3 separate regions of the Mus musculus genome follow, and all the other regions are linked to region 1. The links are chromatin loops, found by intact Hi-C in ENCODE. Cell type or tissue: left cerebral cortex. All regions are shown on one strand. Each heading gives the region's core, and the rest is flanking DNA. Links, peaks and the distances in the headings are about the cores only. Region 1 overlaps Lsamp (limbic system-associated membrane protein). Region 2 overlaps Lsamp (limbic system-associated membrane protein). Region 3 overlaps Lsamp (limbic system-associated membrane protein).

The links. A loop is a pair of places that touch in the nucleus more often than their neighbours do. Peaks named below come from ENCODE experiments on the same cell type or tissue, not always from the same donor. Only the 100,000 strongest peaks of a DNase experiment are listed, where the experiment ranks them.
Region 2: a loop joins it to region 1, with 7 times the contacts of the local background. A loop is called at or near these places in 2 of 42 quality-filtered maps.
Region 3: it touches region 1 in a loop (13-fold over the local background); 2 of 42 quality-filtered maps call a loop at or near these places.

The regions. Positions count from the first base shown.
Region 1 is chr16:41,997,938-42,008,989 of GRCm38, reverse strand. All of the region lies in intron 3 of Lsamp (limbic system-associated membrane protein), which reads right to left. Gm52229 reads right to left here. Exons shown (of 1, transcript XM_030249356.1): 1 at 1-11,052. Among named protein-coding and RNA genes, the nearest start is that of Gm52229, 39 kb to the right of the region's middle. In left cerebral cortex, for the core only: no CTCF peak of the experiment used is centred there; DNase peaks (open chromatin) are centred at 4,674, 5,351 and 5,740; H3K4me3 peaks cover 529 bases; H3K27ac peaks cover 1,190 bases.
Region 2 is chr16:41,932,690-41,943,741 of GRCm38, reverse strand. All of the region lies in intron 2 of Lsamp (limbic system-associated membrane protein), which reads right to left. Among named protein-coding and RNA genes, the nearest start is that of Gm52229, 26 kb to the left of the region's middle. In left cerebral cortex, for the core only: no CTCF peak of the experiment used is centred there; DNase peaks (open chromatin) are centred at 5,357 and 7,872; H3K27ac peaks cover 5,464 bases.
Region 3 is chr16:42,074,907-42,085,958 of GRCm38, reverse strand. All of the region lies in intron 3 of Lsamp (limbic system-associated membrane protein), which reads right to left. Among named protein-coding and RNA genes, the nearest start is that of Gm52229, 120 kb to the right of the region's middle. In left cerebral cortex, for the core only: no CTCF peak of the experiment used is centred there; a DNase peak (open chromatin) is centred at 6,174; H3K27ac peaks cover 1,740 bases.

The sequences.
Region 1 (11,052 bases), core at 2,121-10,120:
TTTTAAATATGTGAGTGATTTTCCAGAACTTAAAACACAAATGGGCAAGGTGACGCATTACTACAAAAACCGAAGTCCTTTTGGAACTCCTGCCTGTAAGCAGCAGCAGCCTTAGAGCTGCCCACATCACTGATCCTGCTTATGGATCCTCTCCTCTCTGTGGATGTACCCTGTGTCCTGACATTTAACTAGTAGTTTGCTACCATGCTCTTGCTTTAATACTGGAATCTCTACACAAGCTCTTGTCTTGTACATTAATTTCTTCAAGTGGTGGATTCCTGTTAGATGGCTCTATACAATTTAAAAGGCAGCTAGAGGATAGAGGTTAAGCACCTGGTCCAAGAAATCATAGACTGATCCTTCTAATTCTATAGTCAGTAGCTCAAACAAACAGCAACAAAGCCTTTCATTTCTTTAAGATGTTCTGTAACAGTCAGAAAAATCTAATAAATATAAACCATTATCTCAGTCTTCAACCACCCAGTGAGATAGATATGACGTTAGTCTTTTATAAGATCTATCAGTGCCAGGGCTTGGTGCTGTGAGTGAACTAAACTTCTCACAGTTAGGAAATGGCAGTCTTTGCCTAGGTTCAAATGCAAACCCATTACCAAACTTCTCAGCCTGTACATCCCACTTGCTTTTCCATTGGCCTCATTTCCTATGTGACCACTGAGACCGCCATCCATTCCGTTCCAGGAATGGGTACCATGGCTTCTGGGAAGCAACATCCACGGGGATAGTAACAGAAAAGAAAGAATAGAGTGAAGATATATGACTGTTAACTGACAGTACTTCTGAAAGGGTAGAAGACCAGGCAGACAGAAAAGATGCAGGACATCCTGAAAAATTGAGGGTGGAGTGATCGAAAAGAAATGATAAATTAAAACCTGGGAACTAGGCAGAAAGGAAAAATAAAAGATCGGGAGAATGAACAGAAAATAATAAGGCCATCCTAAAAAATAGTATTCCCCCCAGAAGTCTCATTCCTCACTTTGGAATAGGTGTTTCATCTTTTGCAATGAGTTGGATAAATACAGAGAAAAGGTTGAAAAGTAATTTGAAGTCTGCAGAGCAAACGCTAGGGCAGATTGTTTTCTGCTTGTAAGCCTTTCATCCGGAAAGCTTTAAGGGCTCATGGTTTGGGCCTTTGTTATAACAGCAATGATAATACTGCCAAGCTGGTGTTTACCTATTGGTAGAATGTATGTACTCATAGATTTCCAATGATAGAAGTCATCAAGTTCACACATTAATTTGAGTGAGTTCATTTGTTAGTCTACAGAAGTAAAGGTTTCATCTAGTCCTTGGACCCCAGTTGTATTTGGGTCTGCCTGCTCGGGCATGCCCACTAACAAGGTACTTTTAGGCCAGTTCTTGATTTGAGTTCTGTATATATGAATATTTTAGCTGTGCATTTGAATGTATATATCACAGATATATGTAGGCATTTCCATGGGGTGTGAAAACACAGATCCTTAGGGTGGGAACATGACACTTTGTATTCACAAAATTTCTTTAAAAATAGAGTATTTACCTACTTATTAAGGGAGATAATTTTGGTACCCTTGGTTATCAGGTAGTAGAGGTGGGAGAATTCTTTCTCTGAATTCAATGATGTAGGTGAGGTCACAAGATCCATTATCTGTGTGCATTATGTATGTTATGGTAATCTCTGTGCATTATAATTCATTTAATCCCTTTTACTTTAATGGCATATTATGAATGTTGGGGGGTGAGGGAGAGGAAGGAGGCAGAATGCAGGGAACATTTCATTTAGGTTGCTAAGGCACGCCAGGCCCAGAAAGTTAAGTGCCTATTCAGATTGGTGGGTGTCAGAAGAAATGTTCTTGTTGTAGGGAACAGATATTACATATGAGTGTTTGCCAAACCTATAGAACAGTGAAACGGAAGTAATAAGATAGGTTTTTTTTGTTTTTGTTTTTGTTTTTTAATTGTTCTTTTGAAAAGTTCAAAGTTGTCCTGGCCCAACTAATGAGAAATGTATTATGATGAGAAATGCCTGGGAATGTTTTTACTTGTTTTCTCAAAAACTGCACATTAAAAAGAGAGGTCAAAACAAGAGGGATGTTTATACATTAGTGACCGGAATAACTACTGTTAGAACTTCACGAGAAAGCTCTTCAACCGGGCTTTATCTTATCTTCAAAAACCCTCAAGGGGAAGACTTTCTTTGCTGTTTTCAAGATACTCAAAGGATTCTGGCTTTTATATGAAAATAGGCCCCTTATTTGTGATGCTCTTATTGACCTGGTATGGCTCAAGTTGTGAAGCTGCTTCTGACTCAAGTCTCATTCTCCTAATTATTATTGCTTCTTTGCTTCTCAGCTTCAATGTTATGCTAGATAGTATCTTGGTAGTTCTCTACCCTTCTGGGGATGCAAACATTGCATTAACTAGGCCACTAACTTTTTTTACTACAGTTATTAATACTCTGGAAGTTGTCATTACTTGTTATGTTTGCAGTTAATCAACTTGGTGGCAAACCGTTTAAGGGCAAGTTTTATATTATATGTTAAGTACTCAACAAATATTCAAATAATGATAAATGCTGGCAAGAATGTGGGGAAAGAGGAACAATTACATTGCTATGGGAATTAAAACTGGTGTAGCCATTATGGTGGTCAGTGTTATGTTTTCTCAAAAAATGACAACAAAGAAATGCAACTACCATATGACCTAGCTTTACCGCTCCCGTGTATATACAAGATCTCTAGGGAAACACATCATAGAGGTGCTTGCATGCCTTCACTTAATTGTGGCACTGTTCACAATAGCTAAGAATTGTAGAAGAATGGATAAAGAAACTGTGGTACACATGTACAATGGAATTTTACTCAATGCTAAAGAAAAAGCAAGTCATGATATTTGTAGGAAAATGAGTCTGGCTAGTGATCATTCTATCCAGTAAAAAAAAAAGACTTAAAAGACAAATAGTACATGTTTCTGCTCACATGTGGACTTTAGCTGTGTGTCTGTGTGTGTGCTCATGTGCACATGCCTGTACACCTGTGTGGGCATATGCATATAGATAATGAAAGAGACTCATTTGACTGGAAAAAAGAATTTTGAGGTAAGGGGAAGAAAGGAATAAAAAGGAATAATGGAATTCATGTGTCATAGAAGCAAAAGGCATCAGGAAGGAGTTTGGGGGAAGCAGAGGACAGGAGCAGAGGCAGAAGGAGAACAAAGTGAAGTACTGTATGTGCACAGAGTCCCCGAATGAAAGCTATTATTATGAATGTTAATTTTAACATGTTAATAAATTAATATTGTTCAATAAAGAGTAAGGAAATCATATGCCAGCAGTGGTTTAGAAAGGGGGCTTCTTCAAAAAGTCATCTTTTTGTGTGACTGCATTAGTGAAGGCATATTTTCTGAAATAGTCAAGGCTATATAACAATATATGTCATAAAGTCTATGCATCCAGCAGATAAAGATGAATTAAATAGCTTTAATTATATATATTTCATTCACTCAGAATACTAATCAGAAAGCTCTCCCAGTGTGTGTGTGTGTGTATGAGGGAGGAATCTATGGATTATGATTATAATTAATGACAGCTTTTAAATTATCTGGACAAACTTCAAATTTTCATTTCATAATTAAAATTATATTCTAAAGAAGATTCAGGTAATTACCAAAAATCATATTAACAACATTCAGCACTCCTAAAGAAATTTGGGGTAAAGAGGAAAAAAAAATGACAAAATTAAGTCAGACTACTTGGAGAATACACAAAAGTAAATCACCTGACTCTGAAAAGACAATGCCAGAAACAAAAACTTTAGAACTGCCACTCAACAGAGAGTGCAGGAGCCCAGAGCTAGAGATGCCACTCAACGGAGAGTTCAGGGAGCCCAGAGCTAGAGATGCCACTCAAAGAGAGTGCAGGAGCCCAGAGCTAGAGATGCCACTCAAAGGAGAGCACAGGAGGCCAGAGATAGAGCTACTAGGCTCATAGAGCAATCCACCAAGAACATGGGATTTTTTGCATGTAAATTGTATGTAAATGAATGAACCAAGGAAGCAACATTTTTATTAGTGTTTAATGTGTTATTATTAAGTTTTTTCCTGAAATTATATCTTCGAAATTAAGCCAGGGGTCAAGTTGTTTACTTGAAAGAACAGAAGCACTTGTAATATTTGGATTGGGCAGAAGAGCTGGTTCAGTTGTTTATAGCCCACACAGATGTGCACATACATACACATAATTAAAAATAAAACAAATCTTTCAAGTGGATTCAGGTTTGAAACAATGACTTTAATATGAACAAATATAGAAAGCTATACTAGTTGTAGTAATTAACAAAACCATACACACCTCAGCATATTTGCTGGTAAAAGTTTGGAAACAGTAGATATGTAATAGGATAATTGGGAGGATTCAGCATGGCAATGCCAATTGCTCAATTTATTTTGAATTATGTGTTATTGTCTGCTGGAGCCCTCTGCTAAATACCCATAGAGAACAAGGAGAAGAGGGAACATTACTGTGAAGAGGATGGGATGAGTAAATGAATTGAGACAAGCAGAAGGACGTGTTATAGTCTGAATGCAGCATTAGATATTTGGAAGAGGGAGAAGGGAGCTATGTCTGTAAATGTGGGACATCACCAGATGGTGGAGGGTGTTAAATGTTATTTTAAGGAGTTTGGATCTTATTCAATGGATAATAAAAAGCAATTAAACATTTTGGAGTAGTAGAATGACATGATTTAAATTGTACTTTAGGAAGATTAATTTGGCAGCAATCTCTAAGAACAGATTAGGGTTGAGATGGGGTAGGTGGGGTAGATGTGGGAAGTCCTTCCAGGGGAATAATACCACAAGGGAAGGAAGAATGATGTCTTCCATTAGACTGGTAGGGAAGGCAAAAAGAATAATGTGAAGTTCAGGTTTGCCATATGTTTTGTAAGTAAATATGGGAAGATTTGATAGTGAAAGATATTAAGGGATCATAAATAAATAAATAAATAAATCTACTTGTGAACTTTACAACCTTGGCATCTTTTTTTCCTTAGATATTTTCTTTATTTACATTTCAAATGCTATCCTGAAAGTTCCCTATACCCTCCCCTCGCCCTGTTCCCCTAAACCCCCCCCCACTCCCACTTCTTAGCCCTGGAGTTCCCCTATACTGGGGCATATGAAGTATTCCCGAGCCATAAGAAAATTTCCCAGTGGATTTTGGGATCTTTTTTTAGGACATTTTGTGTCTGAGATACAATCATAAGATACATCAAGGAGTGTGGGAAGCCGCCCCCACATTCGCCGTCACAAGATGGGCTGACAGCTGTGTTCTAAGTGGTAAACAAATAATCTGCGCATGTGCCAAGGGTATTTCTCCACCCCATGTACTCTGCCTTCCCCGTGGCAACAACTCGGCCATGGGCTGCAGCCAATCAGGGAGTGATACGTCCTAGGCGAAGGATAACTCTCCTTAAGAGGGAAGGGGTTTCGCTTTCGTTTTTGGGCTTGGGGCTTGGGGCTTGCTTTCTTGCTCCTAAAGATGTAAAATATAGAGCTCTCGCTCTGGCGCTCTGGCGCTCTGGCGCTCTGGCTCCTAAAGATGTAAGCAATGGGGGGTTTGAGGCTTGCACGCTTGCTCCTGAAGATGTAAGCAATAAAGTTTTGCCGCAGAAGATTCTGGTTTGTGGTGTTCTTCCTGGCCGGTCGTGAGAACGCGTGTAAGAAAGGAGCTTTATGGAAAGATACTTTAAATAGAAGTCTGTAACTAGTAGGAGGGGTTGGTGTTAGCATGTTTCTGATTTGTACTGAAGACCAAGGCAGAGGACTAAAGCAGAACTCTGTGACAACCTTGCAGTTTGAAAGCAAAGGATGAGCTGGAATCAGCCAGAGGATGATGCTCTCTCACCACTCAGCTTCAGTGACTCTGTAAGGGTAGGAACATGATGAATGGAAAGAAATTCAAAGATGTGGCAGAGGAAGGATGAGATGGTGTATAGATGATGACTGAGACGAATATTCAAGAATAAACACCTTTGAAGCCACCAAATAATCCTCCTTCTCTCAAAACAGAGATTTCTAAAGTACAAGCCATCCACAGTAAGCTCTGTAGTATTTAACACCTTGACTTCTCAAAAAGCCCCTTCAACAATGTTTGTTTCTTTCTAGCTTTTTTCTCTCTCTCTTCTTTCCTCTTTTCAAGATTACATTTCAAAAGATGGTTGGAGAACACTCCAGTGATCCCATTTATAAAGTAAGTAAAGATGCTAAATCAATGCACTGGAAAGGTATTCTTTTATGAACAAATTAATCCTGTTATTTAAGAAATTGGTAGATTTGATAACAGACCCAATGGGCATTCTTTCTGAATGGTCTTTTAAATGAAATCCCCAAAGACCCAGTTCTGAGAAGTGAAGGATGTGGCTTTAGTTTTTAAATAGGGAGATTGTAGTTATGTCCTTTTCATAACTATGTCCTTCAGGCCAACTCATGGTTCTGTTAAATATTGCTTTCTGAAAGAAAATATAATGGGCATGAATAATACTTTATAATTTATAAGACTCACTAATATATCAAACTACAGTTTGATAATCTCAACAATGACTGAAGATAAACAAGTCCCCATTTTCAGATAAAGAACCTCAAGATCAGAGAGTGTGATTGACTAGCTGTCCTTGACCAACCTCTTCCAAATCATGAATCACTTTTCCCTTTAGGATTATTCTAAACTATTCATTGGCACTTTTCTACAAAATTTGAAACCCAAAAGGTGTCTAAGAAAGACATTTTGTTCCTTTTATAATGGGGAAGAAAAACAAGAAGTAAGTGAACTCTGGTTATCGAGATTGTTAACTGTATACTTACCATGCAAATACTCCATATCTTTTGGAGATAACATCAAGGTATTAAATACTCTACATTTCACAGATCATAAGAAGTGAGTAATGTCTAGAGTAAAAGGGTAGCCCTAAAAGAAAAATGAAAGAAGAAGATAAAGATGACTATGATAAAGAATCAAAGGGATGGGGAAGAGAAGGGTAGGAGAAAGAAGAAGAGAAGGAGAAAAGGAGAAAGGAAGGAAGGAAGGAAGGAAGGACGGAAGGAAGGAAGGAAGGAAGGAAGGGAAGGAGGGAGGGAGGAAGGGAGGGAGGAAGGGAGGGGGAGAGAGGGAGTGAGGATGAGAGGGAGGGAGAGAGAGAGAAGAAAGAGAACTGAGAGAAGCATGAGGTGGAGGGAAAAATGTCAGAGAAAAATTCAAACAAACCTCACCTATGGCCTCCCTTTGATCTTGTTGAAGGCAATTTGGGCTGCTGAGACAATGAATACTTTTACAATGCACGATGTTGGGAGGATAATTCTGATTTTCACAATTAGTAATGGACTGATGATGACCAAATTTACTTGAAATCAAAGTATACATACAGAACAAAACATGAATAGATGAACATTGAAAACCCGAAATGAGATCACTATCTGCTTGCAGAGGTGAAATACTTAAAGCACAGGCAAAGAACACACAGATGGAGAGATGCAGCCTGATAAAGAAGGACTCAGACGGGAGAAAGGGATAAAAGGAAAAGGGAAGCCACTGCTACTGGAGGATCCCCTTCAGTTTTACAAAAAGCTCATCTTGAACTCCTATGGTTGAGAAGGTTAATTGTTGTTATCTAAAACTTCTAGCTTATATGGCAGAAGGAGGTAGGAAGAAGCCAAGATATATGATACTTAAGACTTTGGAGAAAATGTGTGCTAGTCCTATCAAAACCAACATGAAATGTCTACCAGATCATTGGAAAGTGCTAGATATAAGTATCTCCTGATGGAGTGACCACTCAGTTGGTATTAGGAAATTCGGCTGTGATGGCTCTGTGGCTTCCTTTAAAAACACAGTCGGACCTAAGAGCATAAATATAAATTGGACAATGGGTGCTGTCCAGAGTGAGGGCTTACAACATTGTTTCTTCATATCACCTTGGAACATGCTTCCAGGAGAGACAGATAAATCTCTGTTCCTTAAAGTCTCTGGAATAAAATGGACAGTGGAGTTGCTTTGAATAGGAGGATTTCATGAATAATTGTTCAGATAACCATACATTTGGTTTCTCTAGAGTACAGAAAAAAACTTCTTGTAACTGTGGTATATCTTTTTCAATACAAATACCTCTTCACACAGCAGGCATTTAATGAAGTAAATGTGTATTGTGTATTATGCTTATGGTTTTGCTGCTTAAAGATTCCCTGTGCTAGCTAACGGACTTACTTTACTGTTTTCCTTATGTAGGCATTAAGTTAAATTTATCTACTTTTAGATCTGTTGTTTTCTTCCCTTTCATCCTTCAATAAGATTTATTGATCAAAGTATTTATCAGAAGCCCCATTAGATTTTTAAGGGTTTTTCTAAGGATAGTGAGGTTGGAAACATATGGGAAAATATTTTTGTCTCAGTCCGTGATAGCCCCCTCCACATTAAAAATGATCACCTCATTTAAACTTTTTTTTAACCATTTAGTTTCATAAAAATACAAAAAATTTAAATTACTTTATTTAATTTAGCTTTTGAAATCTTTTTTGGTAGTTTTAAAATTTCCTCACAAGTCTCTGGACTTCTTAAAAGCTAACTGTAAGAGAAATAAGCCCATAGTGTTTTCATGTTTTGAGATTGAGTCTTCGTAGTCTAGAAAGAAAATAGTCTTAATTTCTAAGATCTCTGGGACTACAGCTAGTAGGACACATTTATATGTTTATTTTCACTGGGCTTCTTCAGTTCTGTTTTTATAGAACCATACTGGAACACTTTGAAAATAGCAGGTTAGCTTTTACAGTTCTTGTCACCTCGCATAATTATTGAGATCTTTGGGTTGTTATCTGTGCGAGGACTTTTGATATTCACCCACCTCTGCTTTCCATTTAAAGGAGACCTTAGTCCTGCGACTTCAGAGAGGACAAACCCCAAGGTCCCAGCTGCCTGCCCCTTTTATCCCCTAATCTAACTCATCTCACTCACCTCCTAAGGCCACATAGCTTTTGCTGTTCTCTGTTGCATGAAGTGGCCTTTATGCTTCAGAAAATTTAAAGGTCATTTTCCTTTCTTTGAAATCTCACTGTATTTTGTTACTTACAGTGTCAGTTCCAGCAAAAGCAAACATAGAGGTGAATTGTTATTTCACTGGTGATAACCAGAGCCGTGAGGAGTGTGTCTAAAGGATTTTTTTTCAACCTGAGGTCATAGTTCCTTGGTCCCTGGCTGAGTTCGATTCTCATTTAAACTCCATAAATTATAGCCCCAGAACAGCATGGCATTTGTGGTGTGAAATGAGTGTTGTGCCATAGAAACTGCTGTATTATGGAAAACACATCTAAAAAGAAGCAAGTTCAAGAGATAGAATATAAACCTAGACAGGCATTTTGGAGTGTCCTGTTCTCCAAAACTGATTCTCAGAAAAATGGCAGGACTCTAATGCTTACTAAGGAGCCATTGTCAAGTTCCTTCTGAAACAATTCATTACATATTTATACAAAGTTGGGCCTCTTATAATAAATTTGGCAGTAGGTACTATTATAAATTCACTTATTTGTTTTTTTTTTTGACCATCATTGACCATGTGATCTTATAAAAGTGTGTAAATATTATAATGCCCGAAAATACATTTTGCAAGTCTATTAACCCTTCAACTTTTTGTGGAATTTCCTTCTATCTGTTATTTTGTGATCTTATTACATATCTCATTGCTGTCTTCCATCTATTCTCTAACACCTGCAGGTTGCTAGACATATGTAATGAATACTGATTGAATAGTATCTACATGATCTGAATTCTGATTGGCTAGTCATCTAGAAGTAGAAAGGTCACCTGAGTTGTGTTGCACTGGCCTTATTTACATTTTCTGTTGCTGTGATATAAGATGCTGAAAGAAGCAGTTTTTAGGAATGAAGGATTTAGCTGGAGGGTGGAGGGTGTCGTGTGTTGTAGTGAAGGTATCAGGGTGGCAGGAGTTTGGAGCAGCTGGTCACATTGCATCCACAGTTAGACTTTCCCATTTTTCATAAGGTCCAGGACCCAATCCCAGGGAACAGTGTTGCCCAGTATGGTAGATCTTTCTACCAGAACTAACTAATCATGATAATCCCTCACAGGCACAAGCACAGGCACCTGAAGAGATTAACCTAATCTTAGTAATTCCTTAGTAATTGGAGGCTTGTCTCTAAGATGATTCTAGATTGTATGGGCTTGACAATATTAACAATTATAGTATTTTACTCAATATTGTCCCATGATCTCTTCCTTTACCATGACAGGCTCCACTCTCCAAATACTGATCTCTAAGAGACTCTAACCAATGCCACAAACAAACAAACAAACAACAAACAAACAAAACCATATCTGCACATTCAAATTTTAGCAAATGTTTCTCCCCTAGTTCCTTTTCCAATGTTTACCTACGTAAATTATCTTATTCTTTCTAAGCATGAAGTCACAAGAAGATTTGAGCATATATATATAAAATCTCAATTTCTGTGTGGCTAGGTATGCACCAGTGTTGATGATGGAGGCTTTGGCAATGAGAAAGTATGAGTTACAGGTCCATCGAGGACATACTGTAATCACTTCTGCTGTGGGAAAACAATTTTTCATAAGAAAAGAAAGATAACGCGGAGAATCAATGACTCAATATTTTATTCTTGAAGGAAGGAAAGACAAAATATAAAGAATGAAATATTTACCGACAGGAAGTTAGGAAGTAAATACAGAAAATACAGATGGCATGACTCCAGTCCAAGAGCTCTTTGATAAGGTCTCACTGGTCTAGATGCTGAGCTCTTTGTCATCTGGATTTCTGTTATTAGCCCACATTGGCTTGACATGGCATCTCATGTGACAGAGATTATTTATTTCTCCTTGTCCCCTCTTTCTCTCCCTCATAGTCAGAGCCAGGGTCGGGTTTTGTTGTTGTTTTGTTTGTTTGTTTAACTTTTAACTGCTTACTCACTTTCTGTTTTTCTGCTTGCCACTGACTATGCTGGCTTTAGCATCCCCACTTTGTCTCTCCCCTCCCTCTTTCT
Region 2 (11,052 bases), core at 1,412-9,411, 65 kb after region 1:
TATGAGAGAGAGAGATATTCTGCCCTTTAGTCAATGTCTTTGTAGTTTATGCCTGTAATAAAAAATGACTACAATGTGAATATTTACAATTGCGTGCTTAAATAAGCTTTACCAAGATATTTAAGAACAATGTGTGGCCTTCCATGAAAAGTTCTCTAGTTAAAATTGTGCCACCATTACATATTTATAGTGGTCTTGGTAAAATATAGGTTTTCTTTAATGTGTTGATGTAAGAAACAGATGTTGCCAGGCATTTCGAAGCTGTTACTGGAGTCTATAAAGTGTTGGTTCATAGGAGAACAAAACAACTGGCAGGATTCACCTCTTTCCACAGGTGTTGTTCTTTTCTCCTATTGAGTCCATTAATTAAACAAGAAACTTGAGCCTCTGAAGTAGGCTCTGTAAGAACAAGATTCCAAACAGGCTCACAGTTCATGGTAAACAGAAAAAGTTTAGAAGCCATAAGATGGCTGTGTGTCAGGTTAAGTGGAGTGTAAAAAATGTTCATTGTAACTATCAGTGAAACTCTTTATGCATGCAATGATCCAAACAATGTAATTTAGGAGGAACGATGAAATCATTTGTAGCAGCTGGTATAAAATGTATGTACAAACCAAAACAGTGATAGGGATGGTACAAAACGATGCAGGTATGTGAGAATGTGGGAGAGGCAGAAAACTTGTTGTGAGCCTATATATAAAAAGAAAACGTTTGGGATGAGAAGTATGGCTCTGTGGGTAATGGTGGTTGCTGCCAAGACTTAAGACTTGAGTTCGATTCCCAGGATCCACATGGTTCTTCCACAAGTTGTTCTCTCATCCCCACAGAGGTACTGTGGGGCACATGATCCTCTCTACACTCAAATAAATAAATAATTTAAATCAATAGAATAAGAAAAACTAGAATGATACAACCAAGTGCGGTAGTGTTTGTAGTATGCTGACCACAGCTACCTTCCAAAACAACACAAGCAATTACAAAAATAAAAAAATAAATACTTCTTTTAATCCAGCAAGAGAAGTTTTCTGACCTAAATGTTAGTGCCTGAACCCTCCCTTCCCCAGTGCTCTGAGATTTGGCTGACATTTTCCTGTGCTGGCCAAAGTTTTGTATGCTCATAAGACTAACTCTCCAGAGCCTTTGAGAGCTACTTTATCACATTGTAGAGTGGTCCTCAGGAGTCTCTGGCACTATCCAGGGCTGTCAGATTTACAATACAGTGATCTTCAGAAACACAGTTACTACCATCAAAAAGGACAGTTAATTTGGGTTAGACTGCTCTAAATGCTTCAAAGACAGTAGCCACTAGACAAAGAAATGTTATGCAGCCTACTGCTTCCACACAACTCAGTGATGGATGCTTTCTTATGATAAAGTGTGTGCTACTGGTAGTTGAATATCCAAATTCTGCTACATTAAGTCTATCCAAAATGAAGGTATATGAAATGATAGTTACTATGTTTATTAAATGTGTAGAGTGACTCTGTAATCCAAATGTGTGGGCTGCTTTAAAAGGGAACAAAGTTTCCAGCTGCCAGCAGGGGCATTTGTGACCAGCTGAGGCTGTCCATTATTGCTGCTTCGGCAATAGATACACTCTCTGTGGGATGTCAAGTGGCTGGTTCTATAGATGGGTCATTGCCTTGCTAAATAAGTGCAAATGGTACCATTCTGACTCTGCTCACTGAGACATCATTTCCTTAGCAACTCAGCAGCTTCTTCAGCCGCTCATATTCCCGAATCCTTACCCCAGCTGTTTGGTATTTGTTTTTTGTTAATCTGGATAAGCTTCCAGATGTTGATGGAAAGGAGGCAACTGCTATCTTCCCTTTATAGCCGCAAAATATCTTCTTAATTTTTTGTACTTACAAAACAGAGTTTTGATAATGTCCAACCCGAGCAGATGGTTCTGTTTGGCAGGTAGAAGAATATGGAGCAGAGAGAGGCTCAAAAATATTAGGTTACCTCGGGTAGGTGACAAATAGCAACTGGGTGAGTTCCAAGTGCTGGAAGAGAGCTGCACCCCAAGACTGTATAGAGAAAATAGACCTGTTACTTTCCTTGTTTTTATATTCCAACGGGTACACTTTTCTATACTGCAGGGGCTGTTGGCTATAATTCTTAGAGTAGGTAAAAATTCTGCTTATATTACTTGCAGCTACTAAAATCCACCCTTTCTCCTAAGTAAGTCTTTAAAATTTAGCTACCACCATGGCATAATTGTAGAATCCACAAATTATCTCATGGAGAAACAACAAATTTTTCTCTGCTGCATTATTGTTCCTTAAAAATGAATGTAAGAGCCCCGGTGGTACATGCCTTTAATCCTAGCACTCGGGAGGCAGAGGCAGGTGGATTTCTGAGTTTGAGGCCAGCCTGGTCTACAAAGTGAGTTCCAGGACAGACAGGGCTACACAGAGAAACCCTGTCTCGGAAAACAAAACAAAACAACCCACGAATGTAAGAAAGATATCGCTTAGGCCTTATTATTTTGAATGTTTTGGCCATGAAAAGTTCACGATGAATGAGACATTCTTGACATAAAAAAAAAAAAAAACATAAAGAATCTTAAGGTCAAGGGAAATAATCTATAAATATCCAGAAGGCAGCAGTACACAGGTTCAGAGACAATATCTTACCCCTTATGCTTAATGGCAACAATAACCAATGCCACTTTGAGCACTTACAAAATGGAAAATGATTGTGCTAGGCATGGCCACAGTGAAGAGAGGTAAACCAGGAGGATTAAAATGCATATTAGTGACTCCACCGAAGTGCCAACAAGACGTTATCAAGAAAATAATAATCGTCACTCTTTTCAAGGTGGCTTCTTGTCATCTCGTTTCCATTTATTTTGGGAATCAAAAAAATGAGAGATAACCATGGTGTTTGTAAGAACTGCTTAAGCTTAATAATTTCCTGCCCAAGTTACTAGCCCCTCCCCAATTCTGTTCTCCCCCTTGTTTAAGGTATACGGTGTTCTTTATGTGGAAGAAGGAGTTAGACTGTAATGGAAGAGTTTTTTCAAAACTTGTGTTGAAAACAAAGGTGCTGACAAGAGCTGATTCCTTCCACTGTTCCAGGGTCCAGGAGACAGAATATTTAGAAAGAAAAAAAAAAAAAAAACCAAGGGACTGGGAGGGTTTAGAATTGTTTTCTTTGCATTATTTCTGTTCAAAGCCTGTCACAAGCCATTTTTGACAGAACATAGAACATTCACATCATTTTCTTATAACAATCATGAATTAGTTCATTCCAATTATAATTTTTCCAAAATTATTCCTAGTGGAAAAAATAAAGTAGTTGCCAGCAAATATTAAATATAGCTAGGGGAGGTAGACACTTTCTGCAGTTCTACATAGGTTGGAGAATTCTAGAGAGGTAAATAAGGTTGTGAAGGATTTGGGAGTAAGGAGAACATCACAAAACAAAGCATGGAACTGATACATTTGACTTAAAATTTCTCCTGTGAGTCTTTTCTGGGCCGAGCAAATCAATGACTATTCAAGAATAAAACAGGACATAAAGAAGTTGAAAATGGCAAGAAATAACAATATTAATCATTAACAATAACACTGGGCTAGTTGACATCACATTAAACTGTTTACAAACCAGCAGTGTCTTTGCCTTCTTTGGTCCCTACCATAACTCTGTTGTTAAAGACTACCTTGTGCCATTCATTGGGCAACTGAGGCTCTGGACCAATGCCAGAAAGCTAAAGAGCAAATTGATTACGTTGATAATGGGTTCAACTGATTGTTTTGGGAAGACTTATGGAGAGTGTTGCTATTTCAAACTCCATTATCACCGACATGTAGAATGCTACCTTATGGACTAAACTAAACAGTAGCCCAGAAGCTCACCAGGGATCAGAAAGCCTGGGTATATGGGCAGTTATTTTAAGCACAGAGTTCGAAAGGGCAACAATTGTGGAGAGCCTCTGGGAACTTGGTTTACTAAAGTTCATTTTCCCTTTTCTATGCTCTGTTCAGTTTCAATATTATACTGTAAAGAATTTGGTATTTGGGTTTTGAGGCACTTTCCCAAATAATGGTGATAATATTCATGTCTATAGCCAGGAAAGCATAAGCAATTTTTCAGTGGAAAATGGATCTGTTACCCAAGTCTTTTTGCTGCCTGAATTAAGTTTGTCCATGATGAAGTGGGATTTCTCCCTCTCCCCCATCCTCTTTTTGAAAGTCCAAAGCAGGGTACAGGGGTGTGTGAGAGAGGGAGCACACCATCTCTGCTTCAACACATGAATATCAAATGGGGGTGCATCTCTAATTAATCTTGAGCTAAATGTAAAGTTAGACATGGAGGGGCCTAGGGCCCCCCACCTGTTTGTTCAGAGCCCTAGGCATGTTATGGAGAAAATGTCGAAGATTCCTCTTCTCACGCTTCTGTGCCCTGCCGTGATGTTTTATTCAAAGCACCACCACGTCCTTAGGAAACAAACACTGCCTATCAAAATCTTGCCCACCTGGCCTCCCAGTCTCACACATAAACATGCACAACACCTGTGTTTAGGAGAGTTGATCAATTCTCACAAAAGGCAGTCTCCTGGTAACACGCTGTGGGGCCGGAGCACTCGCGCAAATGATTTGTGAGGCAGCCTGACCCTCTGCAACTGCATTTGTATCCATCTCACTGTGCTGTGGTTATACAACATGATGTGTGTACTGACCCTTCTAGCTAGAGACAATTTTAACGTGTACTGGAGCTCTGGGCTCATATTGGGAGAAGATTTCGCTGTGGGAAGAGTATGGGATAGAGAACTCTGCAAAGAGATGCCTCCGGGATAGGTCAGAATCAGTAGACCTCTGGGAAGCAGTACCGGGAGCTTCTCTTGCTAGAGTCAGCCTCAGCTCTCTATTAGGTCCTGCCCAGTGATCCGTAGGGTAGCAGCCTTCCAACCTTAGGTAGCAACTGGAACTCTACAGAACATGAAGTAGAGTTTATGTGTATGGGCTGAGATAGGGGACAGGACGTAGAGGCAGCTACTTTGACATTCTCTGCCAATCATCTGGGTCTTGTAAAAGACACCGAAGGAGTTGGGGGTTTAGGGAGTCGGAGATTGGGAATCCGGGGAGAGGAAGTCTAAGAAGTCAGGCATTGGTGCAGAAGGCCTGTTTTGTCTTCCTCATTTCAGGAGACCGAAGGCGCTTGAAAGAACGGCTTCCTCATAAGTCACCAACTGAATAAGAGATTCACACTACAGCAGCTAGCAGCAGTCTTGTGTTTTTCTCAATTCCAGCAGCTCCAGATGGACCGAGAACCAAGCCTGGTTGCTGTCCAGAATATTCTTTATTTTCAGCCCATGTCTCTTTCTTTACAACCCATGGAGAAAGGGCAAGCCACCCCATCTGTCCAGTACTCTATTTCCTCTTACTGAGGCCTCAGGAAGAGGCTACAATTCTCTGGAAAATATCAGGCTTGAGAGATGTGGCTGCTGAGAGCAGTTGGCTTTCATGAGTCAAACTTCCCCGTACTGGTCACACTTGCAGCTATAGATAGTTCCTAAGTTTAGAAGTCTTCCCATAGCTTGCATGATAAGAGAATGAACAACTTATAGCATCTTCGTCTCCAAACAGAGTCAGGGCTACTTATAACTACCATGCTTTCCTAGCTTTTTGCTAGTGCTTTCTTCTGTTAATTATATACCCATCACTTTGTCTTCATAGTGAAATACCCCAAGTGGCTCAACTTCAAACTAGACTTTTAGCTGTTTGCCCTAATGATTAGAGGCTGACAGAAAATAATAGCAGCCTTTTCCCTTGTCATGAAAACTAAATGTATGCTCAGAGTAGCCAAAGCTTAGGCTTCAAAGAAAATCTCCTCCGACATATTTAATATATATACAGTATTATCAAAGAAATGTTACAGAATGCAATACTCAGACAGCCCTTCTATACTTTTACATGAGGTTGTATACCATGAGGCTCTGCCTTATGCTGGCCCCTCTGACAGCTTTCAGAGTCAGAGCAGGTTTCAGCTATAAGCCAGCTGGTGCCATCCATTTAAGAGAAAACAGCTATCTAAATGAGCAAGATTCTAATCAGTAAATCTAATTACAAAGTAGAGTAAATTATTATAAATGTTGCTTAAAGTGTCTTAAAGCATTGTAAAAAAGAAAAATTGTCAACCAAACAGGAATATGCTGTGCTGATGACATTATTTGAGATCAGGACATTCACATTTGTAAATGTCATGTTTTATGGCTATTCCTGACACGTGGATCCAGCATTCACACATTTAAAACTTTTATATCCTCTGTCCTTCATCCAACTAGATATTAAAGTGGCTCAAAATATATCATAGTTCATAGATCCTCATGGGGCTCAGAGGAGCAGTTCACTTGCACTAAAGTCACAAGAACTTTAAAGAGCACCACTGATGTGCTAAGGGGGTGAGAGAAGGAACAGGGGTAAGAGAACAGAGATGCCACATTTCCCATGGATCCATATATTTTCCAAATAGACTTCTATCTTCTCTCATTTAACACCCTCTATTAAAATGTTTCAAATGTCTCACATTGTCCAAAGCAATGCATAAGGAAAGATAAACACATTAACATTTTATCTTTGGCTCCCAAGCTAGCTGTCTGCTTGGACATTTCTTACATTGGTCTTGTTTGTTCTCTGTGAATTATGGACCCTGTCCTTTGGTCCATCTGCTTCCTGGAAGGATTAATGTGTGGGCTGCTAACTTTGACGGCACTTTCAAATTGCTATTCTCAATTTATCATCTAATAATATGTGCCTGGGGGCTGAAGTAAAGCCTCTTGTCCCTTGCGGATATCCATACAATTTTCTATATTTTCTAGTCTCTTGGCGGGAGCTTTAGGTCACAAACTTGGGTTCTGGCCAGTACAGTGTTGGGGAAAGTGAGGCAAGTGACTATGAAAAGTGAATGCACTACTGTAGCTCTGTCCTTGCTTGTCATCCAGTTGTGATATGTGCATGTTCCAGGTGGCAGAGCTGCTACCCCATCAAGTGTTGACTGGCCTGGCCTGGCCTGGACTTCACAAGCCATGAAAACTCAATGGTATCTACAATGGCAGCTGCCAGTAATGACTCTGACAGAAATGTCATTAAAAAGGAAACTGTACAACTTTTATGTAAGAGCACATTTGCCTGAAAATTGGAGACTGGAGTTGATGTTTTCTAAATCTCCCTATGTTCTAAGATAATGACCATTGTATGAAATCTGTCTTCATTCACTGGAGACATTGATGGGCACGTTGCTAATGAAAATACAACTCACCTTCTAGTCTCTTTATCCATTTTTATGTTATGATGTATTGTAGTTCCCAGGCAATGTTTAGCATCATGTATAAGAGACATATGCATTTATCCTCTGCTCTAAGGACTGAAGATACAATTCAAAAGACCTTGCTGCCTTGGCCTAATTCAGTATGTCACTTTTGTCTTTGCTATTTGTCACACGTTTCTCTCCTACACAACTGTCCTGACTATCTGTATTTTTCTTTTTCAGGACCTTGAAGGACACATTTTCAGATCCTTGATCATGTCAGACAAGTACCCTAGAAATTTGACATCCTCACATTTGAGTTTAATAATTGTGGTGTATGATATGAATGCAAGTTCTCTTTAAAAATCCAGGCCAAGACAGTATAAAATATTATTTGAATAAGAAAGATAGCATTTCTCATCAAGGGAGTCACAACCTATATTTGCACCTATGGAGATTATGAAACTGCCTGAGATATTCCTAGAAACTGCCTGAGGGAACACTTTACTGAGCATGTTTTTTTCTTTTCTCCAGTAGTCTAACCAAGCTCCTCTTCAACTTAGCTGGTAAACACTGCAGCTGCAGGGGGGTGGGGGAGGGAGAGTCGCACGTTATATTTTTGGCTTTCCTTGGCTTCTTTTGTACCTGCAGGATTTTATTCCTCTCTCTGTGTCCCCACTAAGAGAGAACAGAGCCTCAGGAATTATTTAAAGAAAGTATGTTATGTAACCAATGCAGAGCCTCAGGCCCTCTGCACTGATCTTCCCTCTGAAGAGTCAAAATTTACCAGAACAAATAAGGTTTCTACATGGTTTGTATATATTTATCTTTCCCATAGTGAAACAGTTCTACCTGGAGCATTTTGCAGTTCTTCTTACCACATAATCATTTCTTCATTTAAAACAGGAAACAGAATATATTTAAAAGGAAGTTCACAGAATATATTTCTGTATTTCTAGAATGGGAGTTATTTTTTAAGACCAACTAGGGAACCTTTCTGGATAATAGGAGGGGACAGACTGATAATTTGTGGCTCGGAATAGAAATTAAGACTTGACCCACATAAGCACACAGCATTATCTATGGGAGACTCTATTTACCAAGAATGAGACAAGAGAAGACCTAGATTCTGAGCCTCTAATTCCTCTGACTTAGTAGGGCTGCTTTTGTTGAAAACCCTTTTCAAACTCCAGGATATTTGTCTTTTAGAAGAATATGAATAGCAGATGGTAATACTTTAGAATCTAGGATAAATCATTTAGAGAAAGTATAATGGTTGTATGTGTGTAATAACAAATTTCTGTTTATAGTTACTTATTAAGTTAGCATACAGAGCAGTGGGTTCTATTACCATACTTTTTTTTTTATACATGTGTGCCAGGATATTTTGCTTTTTATCTTTACTTTCTTCCATCTCCTAACCCATTGACTCCTGAGCCCTACTTCTGCCTCACTGTTGCTGGTCCCCTTTATCCCTCCAAACAGTTCTGGTCTCAGGTCACATGTATTCTGTTACTCTTTTTCATATCCTCCTTTAAGAGAGCAAAATCCAGTTCACAGTGATTGGAACCACGCCCCAGCAGAAAGTCCTAAGTTTATAAGAGGAGAAAATGGAATGGAGCAGAAAAGGAAATGAATAAACAAACAGATACATAGATAAATGGATAGATAGGTGAATGGAAAGATAGACAGACAGACAGACAAACAGACAGGGCAATTTAGGGAAGGAAAGAGCTTTATTTCAGCTTACACTTAGAGGTCACAGTTCACCATTGCTGGAAAGTTAAAGAGGGGCTTTAGGGAGTCGTTTCATAGTCACATTCAAGAGCCGAGAGAAATGAGTGGATAACTGGCCATTTGGTTGCTCGATTGCTTGTGCCCAGTGTGATTTCTCCATTCCTATATAGTTCTGGACCCACAGTCCAGGAAATAGCACTACACAAAGTGGGCTGGGCACTTAATTAAGACACCTCCGTTAGACATGCCCACAGATGACCTCTATGTTGACAGTCACTCATTAGGCCTCTCTCAGAGATGATTCTATGTTGTATGGCATTTACAAAGCTCACCAGCAAAACACACTCACACACATACACACACAGGAGTGGGGGGGGGGAAGAGTGCATGAGAAAAAATACTTTGTATTTGTTTTGCTGAGTCTGACTTATTTTTCTTAAAATAAAGATTTCTATTTACACCATTTTCCCACAAAAGCCATAATTGTCTTGTTATAAATTTTTATTATGGATGAATAATGGGGAGATTTATATGTGCACCATTGTAGGAGGAATGGAAGGCCTAGATGCCAGGGCAGTGGTTGCTTCTACATAAATGTCAGTTAACTGCCAATAGGGCCTTGCAACTGCAAAGGCAACTTCTACATAAGGGCCAAACTGAAGCCTGATTGAGAGCCCAGAGATTGGTGACCCAGAAAATGACAGCTAATCAGAAATTGCTACTTGGAGGACACACTTTTATGGGACCAATGGGACACAGGTAGAGGGTATAAAAAAATACTCTTTGAGAGTTAACAAAGGAGCTTGCTGCCACATTCTCACCAGTTCTGGGTGTCTGAGCCATCCATGACTTCTCAACCAATGCCCCCTCTGAGCAGGAGGAAGACTTAGGCAACACACCACATATATCATGGATTAGTATATATGTGTGTGTGTGTGTGTATGTGTATATATATATATACACATACACACCTAATTTTCTTTATCCATTGATCTGTGGATGGGTAGCTAGGCTAGTACATTTTCTTGCTTTTATGAAAAGTAATAAACATGGCTATTCAAGTATGGCTCCAGTGTGCTGATTTAGTCCCTTGGGTATATATCTTGAGTGGAATAGCTGTGCAATATGTTAGTTCTGTCTCATAGTTTGGGAGAACCACCACCATACTGATTTCCACAGTGGTTGCAGCAGTTTCTGCTAATGCTTGAAGTGTGCAAAGGTTCCACTTTCTTTAAATGGAAAAGGGCAACCCATTCAACAAATTGTATTAGGAAAACTGAATACCCACATGTAGAAGACTGAACGAGATACTTTTCTTTCACAAAAAAAAATCAATTCAGAATGGGTCAAAGTCCTTAATGTAAGGCCTGAAACTTTAAAACTGCTGGAGGACAGCATGGGTAGCTAACTTATCAACATATACATAGACAAGGTCTATGGCAAAGGACTACACAAAATGGCATCAGGAAATGACAGATGGAATTGCATAATCCTGAAAACCTTCTCCAAAGCAAATGAAGCAATCATCAAGTTGAGAAGTTAGAATAAGAAAACTGATGTTTACCTAATGTGCTGGTTAAGCTTATGTCAGCTTGACAGCCACAAACTGAGTCTGGAAGGAGGGAAACTAGATGGAGAAAATGCCTCAATAAAAAAACAGATGAAGGGCATTTTCTTAATTACTGATCACTCAGGGAGGACCCAGTCCATTGCAGGTAGCAGTATCTATGGGCTGGTGGTCCTGGTCTCTATATGAAAGCAGACTGAGAAAACAATGAGGAGCAAGCCAGTAAGCAACACCCCTCCATGGCCTCTGCATCAGCTCCTGCCTTTAGGTCCCTGCCCTGTTTGAGTTCCTGTTCTGACTTCCTTTGATGAACAGGGATATGGAAGTGTAAATCAAAGAAACTCTTTCTTCCCAAACTTGCTTTTTGTACATGGTGTTTTGACACAGCAATAGAAACCCTAACTAAAACAACCACTATGTGTCAGATAGTGGACTAAGCCATAGAATATATAAAGATCTGCAAAGATTAAATACTGTTACTCCCAATCACTTAA
Region 3 (11,052 bases), core at 1,969-9,968, 77 kb before region 1:
ATCAATTTTTGTGCTTCTTTCCCTCATTTTCTGGAGAATTCCCAAGCGAAGGAAGTTTCAGGATGCACAGAACATGCACACTCATGCCAGTATCAATCGTGTGAATGATGCCTTTGTGTTCCTCAATGGTTAGTAGGTAAGGTAGTCCCATCACTGCAAATTACCACCAACGTTCTGGTTGCCTCTGACCTATGCAATGAGCCAGGCATTCAAACCTTCTTTTATACCTCCATTATCAATCTTCCTTTTGCTTACTTCTTATTTACAAAGTCCCATTCTGCAACATAATTTAATTAATGAAATTGGCACAGATACATCTTTATTGTAGGATCTCTGCCCAGGTTTTTAGATTATTTCTCTCCTAGTCAAATGGAAAATGACTCACTGCAAGATTGCCCATATCTCTGGCATGTCCAGTAGAGCTTTAATACTTCCCACAAACTACAGCTCCCTGATGAATGCTCCCTTCTGCTCCCATTTTTGCCTGTATTTATATTCAGTAGCCAAGGGCAACAGTGAGATGCTGCCCAATGAAGTATGTGCTCAGCACACACGAGTTTGTCTGAGGTTCTCAGTACATTTTGAATAAGGGAGAACCCACAGATTGGAATTCTGTATATAAAGAAAGAAAAATAAGTGTGGTCTGCTCTTTCTGCTTTCATGCTAAAATTTGGGAAATGAGAAAATACAATTAAATGAAAAAGGAAGGGATTTAAAAAAAACCAAAAAACATCCTATTTAAGACCACTGTCTTCTGTGTGAGGACCCCTAACTCAACATTCAGACTTAATTCACTACTTATGAAAAACGAAAAACATCAAGACATTTTTTTCCTATTAGTGTTCAGGGGAAAAACAAACTTCAAGCCATAGAAAGAAGGATTAATTTGCCTGTAATGAAACTGACACACAAGAAAAATTTAAAATCAATCTCATGCTTAAAAGCAGAACAAGGCTGCTGGTGCCCCCATATTTTCTCACTCTTTCCTACTGCTAGCTTGTTGCCAGTGAGCACATCTTATGCATATTACCCACAAATCTCTCCTCTATTTAAATTAGAAAAGAAACATTGGGTTTCTAATCAATTTATTTGCAACTTAGCTGTCAAAATTTACAAAGGCACTTTGATTTCCTTTCATTATTTTTAAGAGAACCCAATGCAGATGTAAAGAAGAGAAAGAGCGGAGAAGGGGACAAATTAAGGGTTAATAAACCTCCGTAAATTCAGAGAAGTATATTTTTAAAAGCAGGGTGACATTTATTCATGGCCTATCAAGTAATTTGTGCTATGCTTTCTTCCCATTGACAATTACTGGAATCATCAGGTGTAAACGCAGGCTTTTATCCTTTATCCGATTTTCCTTTGAGTCTTTGTTCAGTTTCACTAGCCATGGCTCCTGTCATCAGAGCACTCTAATCTTCATATGTGAATTATGAAGTCTCTGATGCCTGGCAGATGTATCTCTAAGGACTTCAGGGATGTTTCACTTTGATATTGTTAGTCAGTGCTTTTCTACTGACAGTCAAAGAGACAAACTCCATACCATCTGACCAGAAAGATACGGCTATAAGTTTCAGGAATTGGGTAATAGTTCCTCAAAACAGGAACTGTTTGAAATAACCCAATTTCATTGGCTACACAAACGGGCTGATCATTAGATCTTTCTGAATCTAGTTTCTAGATGTAGTAAATAAAAAGGCAGAATGGTAAGATAAGTTTGAAGCTCAGACAAACAACACAGATTTCTAGGTTATGAGTTCTGTGACGTGAATCCAAAGGGGTAAAATTCCTCCTGATGGATGCATGGAATATGGAGTAAGTATCAGTGGGAGTAGCATGAATATGTGCACGTATGTTTAAAACATAAGAGCATGAGACAGATTTGTGCATTTTCTAAGGGTACTTGTTTTTGGCAGGATGCAAAATATGTCTGTAACATTATATACACATCCAGAAGTCTACCAATTATTTGTTCTGGCGAGCCAGTTTTTGTTTGGGTTTTAGTAACTAAATGGTTTCCTCTAGGTAGTAAGATATTTAACATGGTTACTGGACAGAACTTGAACTTTCTCATAGATATGTCATTCGTGTGTGTGTGTGTGTGTGTGTGTGTGTGACATGTTATACATATATTATTTTAAAAAAAAACAAACTTCTATTGATTCTACTTCTTTCCATTGGAAAGCCATGACATTATCATGAATATTTGCTACTGTGATACACCAGCTTATTTAAAATTAAAGAATCTTTTGGACTATTTGTCTTTTTGTTCCATGTCTCTATACAATAAAGAGAATATTTACTTTTTTTTTCTTGTAATACTATCTTCTTCTTAGTCCTTACTCTCTCCTAAAGTTTCAGATATTCTTTTCACTTTGTATTTGCTTCTCCTTTTCTGCCAATATTTATCCGTCCCCCGCCCCCAAGTTATTAGATCCAATATTTAGTATTCTACAAATTTAACATTAAAAGACTCATGTTAAGATTCTCCAGGGTAAAATCAGTAGCCTTAAACTGTCAAAATACGTGTTACCGAGGAGTCCACTGAAATTTACTGCTACCTAGTTGCATGAAGGAGCTGATAATGTGTTTGATACCCAGGTAGGTGGATAAAAATATGCACTGCTCCCTGAGAACAACTATTACTAGATTATAGAAAGGTAGGATTTGTAGCTACTGAAAGGGAAGTGTGTTTGGGCAGACTAGATAGTCTACCTGGACTGTCAGAAGCAGCACACAAAGAGATCATCTGTTCTACTTTTCATTGGTTTCTGTAACCAGCACCATCCAATTACCTGAGCCTTTGTTTGTCTCATTTGCAAATGGTGTTGATGATCTATACCATCAGCAAGAAGGGAAGGATATGCCTGCAGCCTACCTCATTTTCCTAAGCTGAAGATGGTTGCCATTATTGTTCCATAGAGTTTATATGTCATTATCTTAAATAGAAACACTCTACTTTGTGGAACACAATCTCAGCTCTCTGTGTATATTCACGTGTAGGTTGTATGTGCCTTAAACATGGTTTTCTAAACTGTGCTGTATCTCTGATGTTTCTTGCTTATGAGGACCTTTGTGCTCTGAAAATTCCCCCCAAAAAGGTCTGCCTTTGGGATTAGACTTTCATGTCTGTTTTTGTTTTTTGGAAACATTTTTTCCACTCTGTAGCCCATGTTGGCCTGGAAGACTTGATAATCACCTACTTCAGGCTTCTAAGTGGTGGGGCTCCGGGCATGCACCATTATAACTGTTTTTATGGCCACTTCCTGCTTCTGCCAGTGTGAGTGAGTAAATACAGTCCTAGGGATTTAGATGCCCAGTATAGGATAAGGATGGGATAAAAACTTCATATGAGTCCAAGTTTCCACTGGGGTTTCTTACTGAAGACTCTAAATCAGGAAGGTTTAGATTTTAGTATGTAGATGAATATCATAAAATGACTGAGGATATTTCAGCTTGTTGGCTTTTATTAAAGCTGATTATTAGTCTCTTCATTTGATTATTTTTGAGGTTGTCTATTTTTTTCTCTACAGAGAACTTGGAAGAAGGAAGGCAGAATGACATGTGTCTCACTAAATCTCATCTGGAATTCTTTTTACTCTTAGAGTATTATGGTAATGAGATGATGTTTAAAAAAAAGCTTGGCACACAGTAGGCCCTCATTTATTTACTTCTTCTTGCTCACAGGGAAAAGAAGTTGGGAGGGGAGGAAAGGGTAGAAGTGGGCAATCACACTGTTCCACTTAATAAGAAGCCTGGGATGAATAACTAACAAATGATTGCAAGGACTTGAAAAGATAAAGTCTATAGAAATGCAAAATAATAATATCAGTGAAGCAGTGACATAGGTTGAATATAAAGAAGACAGCTTTTATTCCCACACAAATATCTTGGTCACCATCAGCAGCAGTAGAGAAGAAAACAGAAAGAAGGGTATATGACAGTTTAATAGTGTTTTGTTAAAAATAGAACATGTTTTAAGAATGTCTGGACTTTCTTTGAAAGGCAAAGATGAGCACGGCCTGCTAGAATAGATTCAGAAATGCCTCTGGCAAGAATCACTGCCTTTCCCACCTCAGGCTCTCCTGTTAATTAAATCGGGAGGGCAAATTTGATGTCTGAGGGGAATGATGTCAGGAAGCCACAGTGACAGGCAAAGTGCCACTTCCTGTAGGAGAACTTGTGAGCCCCAGCCAGGTTGGCCTTCCATTCTGAATTCAAATCCAACTCTATACTTCCTGAATAATCCTCCTGAGGAAGTCCTGTGTGTTTAATAAGCTCCAGGAAAAGGAGAGCTACCAGCTGAAGTGCTCACACTCAGGGGAAGGAAGATCTCTTGGCTTATATTTTTGGAGAATATAGGTTTTAATGTTTTCATACATTTTGAATAACGATAATCCTATGCAGGAAATGATTCCTATGTGAAAAATAACCTGTGTAAATACTTGACTGGAACAGCTTAGTAGATTATTTTTCAATAATATCTTTATTTTGTATTTATATATATATATATATATATACACAAAATATATATATAGAAATATGTACATATATAACTTGTATATGTATAGACATGTGTATAATATATATCATATATAAAGAGTTTCTAAACTCCAAAATCTCAATCTGTAATGTGAATTTCCAGAAGATAAAGCATTGTTATCTCCCAATTCAATTGGCAGTTTACTGTTTTACACAGGACACGGCCATGCTTTGGGAAATGCTGCTCTAGAAACATTTGTTTGTTTGCTTGTTTTAATTTGGACTTCTTAGGATTTTCTGGTTAGAAGTGAATCTCCAGGAGAGAGGGAGAGAAAGAGAGACAGAGACAGAGACAGAGACAGGCAGAGAGAGAGAGAGAGAGACAGAGACAGAGACAGAGAGACAGAGACAGAGACAGAGGCAGAGACAGACAGACAGACAGACAAGATTTTAAGCTTCAATTAAGGTTACTATACCCTGTTTATTTTAGTAGCAAAATCTGAGTCTCTTACTTTGTCCCACATACAAACACTCAGAGGGGATATTGTTGAGCTCAATAGAACATAATTGATTCACTGATAATATCTTTTTTGTTATCTTGACATAAACTAGAGTCTTCGGAAAAGAGAGACCCTCAATGGAAGAATTGCCCTTATTTGATTGATCTGTATGTCTGTAAGTAGGCATTTTCTTGATCATTGATTAATGTGGGAGGGCTGAACCCACTCTGGGTGGCACCACCCCTGGATAGGTGGTCCTGGGTTATATAATTAAACAAACTGGGAAAGCCATGGAGAGTAAGCCAGTGTGCAGTGGTCTTTGACACTTCTGGACTTCTTGTTTATGTTCCTACCCTGACGTCTCTTAATGCCGGGCAGTGGTGGCGCATGTCTTTAATCCCAGCGCTTGGGAGGCAGAGGAAGGCAGATTTCTAAGTTCGAGGCCAGCCTGGTCTACAAAGTGAGTTCCAGGACAGCCAGGGCTATTCAGAGAAACCCTGTCTCGAAAAACCTAAATAAATAAATAAATAAATAAATAAATATTAATGATGGATTCTAATTGGGCGATGTAATACAAATGCACTTCTTTTGTCCCAGATTGCAAAAGCTCTTGGAGCTTATCATAGCAAGAAAGATGCAAATTAGACACTAATGGGTCACCCTGTTTTCTCAAATCAGGCAAACTTCACTAGAAAACAGGAAGATACACGGGTAGGGAAACACATGTTTGATGATTCAGGTCAATCTGTAGTGCTGAGCTACCACTGTATGCGATGGCAAAGAAGACAAGGAGGAACTGGTGAATGCGAAAATCTTTTTGCTACTCTGAACCAATGATCTGTAAGAGTCGAAGTATTGCCAGGCAATGGCCACCTCAACCGATTCCAGGAGTGAGCCCTGGGGTGCTCCTGATGACACCACAGCATAAAATGGAGGGAAAGCACTTTAGCTCAGTATCAAGAACCCTAAAGACAGCACTGAACTGAAATCATGGAAAAGAATAGAGGAGCCTCATTTTAATATGTTAAACACATCCACACATCTAAAGCTGCCAATCTGAAATAGAAGCAGATGCATTCGGGGTGTAAAGGATAAATTTTTAGCTGACTTGGGCTCCTTTCAGGTTTTTTTTTTCTTTTTTCCTCTCAACAGTGAGAGCTTTCTGAGAAGTGCATTTATATAGGTACAAAGCATGCATCGCTGTGGCAGCCTGAGTCCTTATTTGCATCAGATTTTCTTTAACACCTGTTTGTTTCAGAGAGCACTGCCTTACTAGGAAGCTCTCCAAAAGAGGAATTACATAAAGAAAAGATGCCGCACTTTGCTAAGAGGAGGCAGAGCAGAGTATCCACAATCCCTATAAATCACCTACCCTGCTTTCCATGGCGAGTAAGAGAAAGGTACTTTGAAAGAAAGATATTATTACGAGTGTTGTGAGTTCCTTTGTATATAACTGCCTAGTGCCTATTTTTATGCCATGTCCTTGCAAAGACAATGTGAATTCAGTAAAAGATGTCTTCTACTGTGCTCATAACTCAACCCTGTGAAGCCATGAGGTCTTAAGCATCAACTTACTAGGAAATCTAAATGGGATGCTGTTTTATGTTGTCAATTAGAATGTTTTTAGAAGTCCAATGTGCTATCCGTTGTTCAGTCAGGTGATTACAATGTCTTCATATCCATCTCTATATATAGTCCAAACATTAGCTTTGCACAGTCAGCAACAATCTAGGTTCCTAAATATCAGAAGGGGATGTGGCATCTGGCTCAAGCTTAAATTATGCTTACTGTTGACAATAGAACTCTAAAAATGGCATCGGAATCTATATTTACTCACTTCCAATTTATTTCAGAGCGACAGGCCCAGTTTCCAGACAGAAATACGATGTTCCCAGTAGTCATTAGGAATGGCCTGCTTTCTTAAGACATGACACAGAGGGTCGGGATTTAGCCTCTGTGGATTATAAACCTTTTCATCCTTATAGCAGTGCTTCAAGCATGAGAAATAGTGTGTTTGTGGAATTATAATTAGCATTTAACCCTAGGATGCTTGGTTCTTACTTTCTTGCTCAACTCAATATGGTGGCAGTTTGGAGTGGTTTGAAACCTTAATGATGCTACTTTCTAGTCTTTGGGCTTCTATAAGGGAAGACATTGAGGAAGGGCAAGCAGAACAGTCCCAAGCTCTTACAGTTCTCTCCCTCCACAGCTGGGTTTCCCGATAGATTCTAACCCCAAAGCTGGAAAGAGTAGGAAGCTGAGGCTCATCTATAATTGCCATCAGCTAGCACTAAGGTAGGATGGGAGGGTAAGTGAGAAGGGATACAAACAAGAGGAGAGGATGACTGCCTCACTTGCTTGACTCTTTTCTTCAGTATCAGAGGGGAAGCAAAAAGCAAAAGAATGGCAGTGAACTGGAGAAAAAAGTTACCTTCTTTCCAGTGCTCGTGTGGGTTATAGCCTCAGCATCCTGCCTCCAGATGAATACAGATGGTTTGTGTACATGGCTTAGACTGTACATCTAAAAATGTCTGGAGCCACATCCATTTCGTCCTTGTTTTGGGAAGTACTCTTTGCTCAAATGTTTTGACTTCTTCTCTTAAATTTGATAGGACAAATATAAATAACCTTCTTTCCCCCATCCCCCAAACCTATTCCCCCCTGCATTTCTCTATTCACCTCTATTTGAGTTGTGTGTAGTGGAAGTCTAGCAGTCTCCTCCCTCAAGAAAAGAAGATAAAGCAGAGACATTGGCTTATAGGCACATTCTGTCTAAGCTGTTCTACCAACAGCAACACTGTGGGTCTGGGAGTTTGAGTTTTCCCTGTCAGTAACTAAAACCAAGGCCAACTTGCATAATTACCACCTTTTGACAATTTAGAAGCAAAGTATTTAATGGGAAATCATATAAGGAAGCAGCATATATAATAATATACTCCTGTAGGTTTCAAAGAGTGCCCTTGGCTGCTTCTCCTCTAATTCTATCTCCATAACTTAGGCGGCTATAACTCCCTGCTTGTAGAAGCCTCCCAAGCAATGCTTCAAGATAGGCCTTCACCAAGCTACCCATACCAACATTTGAAAAGCAACACTTTAAATCCAAACTTTACCCCTCACCGGATTATTCCCTGAACTTCCTGCCTTAAGCTGTAGGCTTAAGTTCAATCAGTAAACTAAATGGCAATGTCTTTAAATCTATCCATTTTGCTTTTTCAAGCTTTTTGGTTTTCTGAGGTGGGGGACTAACTATGTAGCATAGGCTGACCCTGAATTTACAATTCTTTCTCAGCCTCCTTAGGACTGGGTATATTTCCTTGCCTGGCCCTAAATTTTTAATTGTCATAATAGTTCTAATTAATGACCAAACTTTCTCTCTCTCCATATATATGTGTGTATAATACACGGTACATAACATATAATAAATAATAGATAATAGATATTTACTCCACTTAGTCTTCCTTCTACTTTTATCATGATCCTAGCTTTATTTAAATGTTTTATTTTAGATGAGATGAAATTTAATTAATGAAACTGTATAAAATAATCATGTTTTTAAAATGGAGAATAAAAATTATCTTTTCTTGAGAATTACAAATTGACTATATTTAAGGATAAGAAAAACAATTTCAACAAGATTGGTATCTACACACTACAGTCTCTGGCCAAATACAATTAAATTACAAAACAGTAACAAAATTTAACTAGGAAAAAAAATCCTGTCCATTTAGAAACTGTAAACACCGAACAGAAAGAAATAAAATAACAATGAGCAATAATTTAAAAAAATCTATAAACCACCAGGAGTTCCCATTAAAATAATTCTTAGTGGGAAAGCTGTATCATAAAATAATTTTATGATTAAATAAATATGAAAGCTGAGTTCGGCATGTATTTTTAGATGTTATAAAACAGAACAACTTGTAAAAAGTATAAAGTATGATATTTTTCTCCACCAACACTATAGATAGGAGGAAAACAGAAATGAAAACGGGGCTGTGGGTCCACAAGATGGCTCAGTGGATAGTGATACTCAGTGGCAAGTCTGATGTCCTGGGTTTGATTTCTGGAACCCACAAAGTGTAAGGAGACAACTTACTCTCAAAAGTTGACTTGTAATCTTCGTGTGTATGTGTGTGTGTGTGTGTGTGTGTGTGTGTGTGTGTGTGTGTGTGGTGGTGGCCCACAGATGTCTCCACACATACGCACACTAAATAAATGTAAAAGGAAGAGGAGGAGGAGGAGGGGGGAAGGAGGGGAAGGGAAGGGGAAAGGGAAGAAAGGGAAGGGAAGAGGAAGAAGAAGAAGAAGAAGAAGAAGAAGAAGAAGAAGAAGAAGAAGAAGAAGAAGAAGAAGAAGAAGAAGAAGAAGAAAGATCAACAATAACAACAAAAGAGCAAGAACTCAATTATGGGAAGAAGGGGAACAATGGGAAGCAATAGGAAAACAATACAATCAAGAGTCTATTCATTGAAAAGGTAAAATATTATCTTTTAGAAGGAGTGAGTTGACGGGAAATGGAAAAGAGAGAAGGAACAATAGGGATAAAGATAGAAAAAGGACAGCAGACACTACTCCAACTGTAATGGTGAGGAGCCATTATGTGTATCTTAGGGATTATTATTAATATCTGTATTTGCAAACTAGAAATAACCTTATCAAATGTTTTACAAATTCACAGGAAATGTTCAGCTTCCTTAAAAATATAATTTAGACAAATCGATCACAAGGAACATCTTTTAGTTTTATGGACATTTAACATGTTGTCGGATAGTAAAAGAGAAAATAGAATAGAAAATAGAAATATTATCTGTATCTCTCAGAGAAAATTAAGAATAGAGTTACAATGTACATAAGACCCCCGCATTTATGAAACTAGAAGATGTGCCACAGTCAGGCTTACGAGACCAGTTCAACCTCAGACTTGTCCCCTAACTTTTACCTGTGTCTCTCTCACCTCTTTGCTGGTCTCCCACTTAGTTTCACGGTGCTTATCCTGACAGGTAATTCTATTTGTGTTGGTCCTTTATATTCACTCTGAAAAGCCTTCTTCACCCACTGTAAAATCACCACCACTTACCTTGCTGTTCACCCATCTCATATTGTCCCCATCCCTACAACATCATCATTCTTCACTCCTCGCCTTTGACTAGAACTGCTGGCATGTTCTACCATTTCTCCATCTAGCTTTTCCAAACTGGATTCAGTTAGATTTTTTTTTCCTTTAGATTCTTAAAAAACTTCTGCCTAACACCTTCATAGTACATATTGAACATCACCAGATTTTGATTATTACAGTTATTTATCTTCCTTATGGTAACACAAACTCCTTAGGGAATCTTTCTGTGGCTCTGAAGCTCCCTGCCACCCCTATTTCTGAGTACATGCCTGTCATACTCTACTTCAAGGCATGTTGAAGACAAAATACCTCTTCTGTCACTTAACTGATAAGCTCATTATCAACTAGAACCATTTCTCTGTAAGAAAGTAGTAATTCCTAGGCTCTATAAAATTGTCAAAATTACACTCAAGGAACACAAACTATTTCCAGATTTGGTTCTGTCTTTATTAATTACAGAAAGTTTCTCACATATTTCCCATATTGTAGACAATAAAAGGACCGCATTCCCACCCTGGTACTTCGAAAGACAGGAGCTCACAGCTGAGCTAATATGAAGTGTCAATGATACTGTAAGTGTTCGTTGAGTGCACACACAGTCACAGCATCCAGAAAATAAATCAGTGTTTTCCCTCCATCCCTGCTGAGTTTCATTTCACAACACAGTCCTGCCATTATGAACCCCCCAAATATACCTGTTCATTTTTTTTACTGGTGAACAACATAACACTGATTTCAATTAAATTCCAATGGATACCCCAGAGTCTTCCCTAGAATTTTTAATATGTGGCCTTTAATATAAATTGATCCTTTTGCTATTGAGTCAGTAACATAAAACCATGAAAAGGCTTTTATTAAAGTCACAGGCTGCTTAGGTGAACAGGACATAATTGGGGACATATACTGTAGGAAACACAGACTTGAATTGGAAAAGTCATTTATTTACAATGCAAG